Linked DNA regions of Homo sapiens: region 2 is linked to region 1. The links are chromatin loops, found by intact Hi-C in ENCODE. Cell type or tissue: Panc1. All regions are shown on one strand. Links, peaks and the distances in the headings refer to the core of each region. The heading gives the core; the rest is flanking DNA.

Region 1 (2,931 bases), core at 94-2,593:
GTTTGAAAGGGAAGTCTTTTGGTGACACTTCTAAATACTGTACAGAAGGAAATTGTATCCAACAATTGGAGCAAGAACAATTTGATAACTTAAGCTCCTTGCGTTATACCATCTGAAATAAAATCTTTTCAGAGGTCCTGCACATCATATGGTTAACTAATTAAGGATTGTGACATTCTTGGGACATACCAAGGGCAACTAAAAGGGAAGTATCTTTAAACTCCCCTTTCCTTTCCTGGCCTATAGAAAGAAAGGCTCTTATAGAATTACCAGTAGTTAATATCATCCTGTGTATTTGTTAAAGGTCAACAAGAGTAAATCAGTTAATAACAACTTCCTAAAAGTTTAGGACAGGAAACAATAAACGATGTTATACTCAAATAAAAGTTGCAAGGATAATTTAGCTGGATAGAGTGTAATTGCTGAAGTTAAAATTAGCCAGGTCACCTTACTCTCATGGAAAAAAAAACTCTGGAAACCTGGCAACCAAATAAATAGATAGGAAGTTCCTTCCCATTAATAAACTTCTTTTAGTTCTATGCTGAAATGTTATTTCAAGGACACACACCAAATAATTCACCAATACTACTTTCTAAACCAAGTTTGGTCACTCACCTAACTATTACAGAGACCTAAAACATAATAAATATAAGTGTATATTATAACTACTTAATCTAATTATATTAGAATTGAAAATATTTTATAAATTACATAGTGTAACCCCATTGTTTTAAATGAGGAAACAGGTCCAGAGAAGTGACTTACCAATGTTTGGTCAGCTATGTTTACATTGGCTGTTTACCATACTACTGACATTCTGTGGGTGGTAAATATTTTTCAGAATTACCTGTAAGTGTTTTTAGCATTCTAGCTCAATGTTTTTGAGAAAGACTATGTTCAACTTTATTGCTCAATATATATAGCAGCAGCGTATACCTTTAAGTGATTGCTAAATATATAACTCAAAAGTTAAAAGTGATTTAGCAGCTAAACAGGAAAGACATCTTTTAAATAACAAAGCATAATTACACACTATCAAAAACCATTTAAAAACATTGCTTGTACTAACCATTCTGTGGTTTAAAACTTGAATTACAAGAAGATGATTCCGCCTGTCTTCCACTAGGTGGCAATATATCTTTTTCTTTAATAGTTTGTTCTTTCCCGGGCTCTGATTTTAAATGGATCTCTAGTATTTTTACTTTGAATAGATACGATGAAAGTTAAGATTGAGGAAACCTTAAGGAAGACACTTAAGAAATTGGGATATACGAGGGGAATAGACAGGGTGGTTTTATAAAAACCTGGCATCAAAACTAAAATAACAGATTCTGCTTCATATATGTTCATAATTAAAATTTACATTATATCTTACCAGATAACGTTAAACATTTGGTAGTTGTTTGTTGATTTAATTGAAATTGGGTTTGCTATTCATTATTGGTAGTGAAAAGCACTGAAATTATTTCTAGTCCTGCTCTTTCTTAATCCTTTTATTTAAAACATCATCCTCAAGGTTAGATCATGATATTTTAAAAGGCATTACTTATTTCCATAACCTGTTTTCAATCATGACTTTGGGGGAAAAAACTACAAAATCACTTATTTTTGTATAGTTAAGCCTTTAATTTAGTGTATTTATGTCGATACTTAGAGATATGTTGTTTCTGAACTAATTAGACGAACATTATTTTCTTCAAAGTAAGATAGGTTTCAGTGAACTATTTGACTAGTGTATTAGTTTCTCAGGGCTGCCATAACAAAATACCACATATTGGGTGACTTAAACAACAGAAATTCATTTCCTCACAATTCCGGAGGCTAGAAGGCCAAGAACAAAGTGTTGACAGGTTTGGTTTCTTCCGTGGTCTCTCTCCTTGGCTTGCAAATGGTCACCTTCTTACTGTATCCTCACATAGTCGCCCCTCTGTCTGTGTTATCTGTGTCCTAATCTACCCTTCATATAAGGACATCAGCCCTATTGGATTAGGACCCAACCAATAACTTAATTTTAAAGGCCCTAAATCCAAATACAGTCACATTCCAAGGTGTTGGGCGTTAAGACCTCAACATATGAACTTGGGTGAGGGGAGGGGCATAATTCAGCTCATAATAACTAGCAAGTCTGCATACACAGCATACTCCACATTTATAACCGACGTATTGTGATATAGAACCAAGAATGCTAGGTTGGAAGTTGTAATTCAAAAGCTGAGAAAAGTTCTTATAGATTATTTAATCCACTGATTCTTGACCCTTGATGCACAAAGATTTTTTTGAGGCACTAGCAATGCCCTGACAAAATACCCAGATATTATGATGAATTAATTTGGAGAGGGACCAGTCACTAGTATATTTTTAATACTTTCTAAATGTTTCTAATAGGACCACAATGAATAATCATTGATTTAGACAAATATTTCCCAGACGTGGTTAGAGAATCATCCAGAGGGTTTATTAAAATGCAAATCACAGGCCAGGTGCAGTGTGGCTCTTTCCTGTAATTCCCAGAACTTCTGGAGGCCAAGGCCGGAAGATTGCTTGAAACCAGGAGTTCAAGACCAGCCTAGGTAACAAAGCAAGACCCCATCTATACAAATTTAAAATAAAATTATCCAGGCACAGTGACATGCACTTGTAGTCCCAGCTACTCGGGAGGCTGAGACAGAGGACTGCCTGAGCCCAGGAGTTGGAGGCTGCAGTGAGCTATGATCACACCATTGCCCTCTAGCCCAGGTGACAGAGTGAGTCCCTATTAAAAAAAAAAAAAAATCAGTATCCTAGCCACTGCTGCCCTCATTCTGAATCTCCAGAAATTAGAGCCAAGCCTATTTACCACTCTCCCTAGTAATTATTACAAATTCTGAAGTCTGAGAATCTCTGATCTCATCTAACTCTCTCATTTACAGATGAGAAGACTGGAGTTTAGAG
Region 2 (2,931 bases), core at 111-2,610, 300 kb after region 1:
TGATATTTTTCCCCATTTACTATTTTAGAGTGTTCCATAGCCTCGTGTCCTTCATTGTTTTTTAATAAAAAGTCAACTGTCGTGCTTATCACCATTCCCTCTTTATATCTCATTGTGGGGCAGGGTAAGGGGAAAGAGTTATGCTTTCATGACATTCTTGGTTTTCAGAAGTTTAACTCTATATTCCCTGGGTTTCTATGTATTTATCCTTCTCATGGTTAACTGAGTTTCTTTGATCTGTAAGTTTGTGTCTTCTATCAATTCTAGGAAGTTCTGAGCATTTATTTTTCAAGTAGTTTTTTAGCCCCATTTTTTGTCCTCTCCTTATGGGACACTTATTACTTATATGACAAACCATTGGATATTGTCTCATAGGGCTCAGATTCTCCTTAGTTATTTTCTTCTTTATTTTTTAATTTGAACAATATCTATTCTCCTACCTTCAAATTCAGTGAGTGTTTCTTCTGCTGTGTCCGTTCTACTTTAACACCAATCAAATACATTTTTTATTTCGGATATTGTATATTTTCTCTTTAGTTTTGGTATCCTATTATTACAGTTTCTTATTTATAGTTTCCATCTCTTCTGATGTTCCCAGTATCTTTATGCATGTTACCTGCCTTTTTTGCCAGATCTTTTATTATTTTTATCATAGCTATTTGAAGTCCATGTCTATTAACTGCAACATCTAAACCACCTGTAGATTTGCCTATATTATCTGTGTTTTCATTGATTATGAGTCATACTTTTATGCTTCTTTGTGTGTACCATAATTTGTAATTTTATACTAGATATTGGGAATTAAAAAAGAGACTCGTCTGGTAACGTTTACCCTTAGAAAAGCACATACCACTTCCTTTGTCCTGTTGCTAATCTGTAGTTAAGTTTTACTCTTACTTATTTTTAGTTCACTAGTAGCTTTCATGAATTTGAGGATAGGATTAAGGATTTGCCTTCAGTAGAGAGTTATCTCTATCTCTCTTGCTTTTTCCATTACAGTTCATCAGCAAGCTTGTAAAGTTGCAGCGGAGGTCTCTTTTGTCTCTAACTGCCACAGTCCCCTTAACTGGCCAAACTTTCTGTACCTTGGGAGACCCACTTTCAAACTGATTTTCTGCCTGCAGACTTGGACTGGCCAATGACTTGCAATCTGAGAGGGCCCCATGAGTTTTGGTGGGATACTTCTCAGTTCTGCTTCCAGGTTTCAGCAGGCTGCCACCTTGTGGTTGGGGAAGGCTCTGGGTCCCTCAGGGCTATTTTTTTTTCTTTCCTCTTGCCATGTCCCAAACCTTCAGTGGGCTGCTTCTATTCCCTTTGAGAAGGCTCCATGTGCCTTTGGAGGAGGAAATATTTCTCTACCCTCTTGCCTTTCTCCCAGCCTTCAGTTGACTACTTCTTGGCTCTCAAAGAAAGCCTCAGATACTGTGGTAGGACCTCTCCACACCAGCTTTCCTGCCATGTTCTATGCTTTTGGCAGGCCTCCGCCTTGCACTTAGTGAAGTTTATTTTAATTTGTTGGGATTTCTTTTTATTGTGTAACTGTTTTTCAAAAGTCAAACATTTACATGTTTGTATTTAATAGCATATAACAAGATATATTGAAATTTATCTCATTTACATTCTTATTCAGTCTACTCTGTACCTCTCACCTGTTGCTAACCAATTTTATTTTCAAACGAATTATTTTTTTCTTTCCCTTTAAAAATTAAGCATATGTTAATGCCAGTGTATCTTTCTTTTTTGTAATATAAAAGATGCTATAGTGTGTATACTATATGCTCCTTCATTTTAACCCCCTTCATAAATCCTGTTCATCACTCCACAATGGTGTATAGAAATTTTCCTCATTCTTTCTAACAGATGTATATTATTTATAGCATTCCATTTTCTATCTGTATCTTAATTTATTCGACTTTTCTCTTCCTGGTGGACATTTGGATCATTTTCAATTTCTTGTTAACACCAGTAATGCTACAATATTCATAAATTGCTTTCTGTTTTTTTATTGCTTTAAGGTCATATTATGAGAAATTTTTTTACTATTGATTTAAGATCTATGAAATGATCTGTATTCTAATTGAGATTAGAAAGCAGAAAACAATTTCTACATTATCTACTATGTGCCTCACAAAATAAATGTTAAGCAACTAAAAAGGTATATAGAATTCTGTCCTGATTATATCTATATCTATTTATTAATACCTTTGGGGCATCTACCTCCCATTTTGACTTATTAGGAAGCACAAAAGAAGGTATTTCCAACAAAGATTTTTATAGATATCTATATCTACATCTAGATATGTATCTTACTTGGAATTAATAATTTAGAAGCATCTATTTCATCTTATGAGGTGTGGTTTAGGTGTACCATTAACTGCCAACTGTATGCCTGAATTTCAACAAATATTTAAAAATGGGTATTTGCAAAATAAATATTAACCATATGTATAGAGTCACTGAAATTTTGCAGGTGCCATGACAGATTAAAGATACTGAATAAAAAACATTTAAAGGTAAATTTTTCAGCCAAACTCAGAACTTCTCTTCATGACATCTACTGAATATCCATATGGTGCGTGGTCTCTACTGTAAAATTGGACATTTATAGGTTGAGCTTCCATTAGAAAAGAGTATGTGGAATTTATATTTCAGCTCAAAATTTTGCAGTTTTATTTAGAGCAAAAGATAGCACAGATTCTTTATGTATATATATATATATAGAGAGAGAGAGAGAGAGAGAGAGAGAGAGAGAGGGAGAGAGACAGAGACAGAGACAGAGACAGAGAGAGAAAGATGTGATACTACATGCCTTTTCTTCAGTTCTGTATCTCCATTTGCTACAGAAAATCTCTACTCAAAATGGCTATTGTGTTCTCAAGTCTCTCCTTATATCAGTGATTTCCTGGACCTCTTGATTTGTCTCTGTGTCTA

What was found. Hi-C counts contacts between places; a loop is a spot of excess contacts. Peaks named below come from ENCODE experiments on the same cell type or tissue, not always from the same donor. Only the 100,000 strongest peaks of a DNase experiment are listed, where the experiment ranks them.
Region 2: it touches region 1 in a loop (2.6-fold over the local background); 27 of 110 quality-filtered maps call a loop at or near these places.

Annotation. Positions count from the first base shown.
Region 1 is chr4:80,213,833-80,216,763 of GRCh38, reverse strand. No RefSeq gene overlaps it. Among named protein-coding and RNA genes, the nearest start is that of PRDM8, 18 kb to the right of the region's middle. In Panc1, for the core only: CTCF peaks have their summits at 905 and 1,106 (motif pointing right); a DNase peak (open chromatin) is centred at 1,138.
Region 2 is chr4:79,915,652-79,918,582 of GRCh38, reverse strand. The region is part of intron 16 of ANTXR2 (ANTXR cell adhesion molecule 2); the gene reads left to right. Among named protein-coding and RNA genes, the nearest start is that of PCAT4, 90 kb to the right of the region's middle. In Panc1, for the core only: CTCF peaks have their summits at 1,028 and 1,228 (motif pointing left); a DNase peak (open chromatin) is centred at 1,232.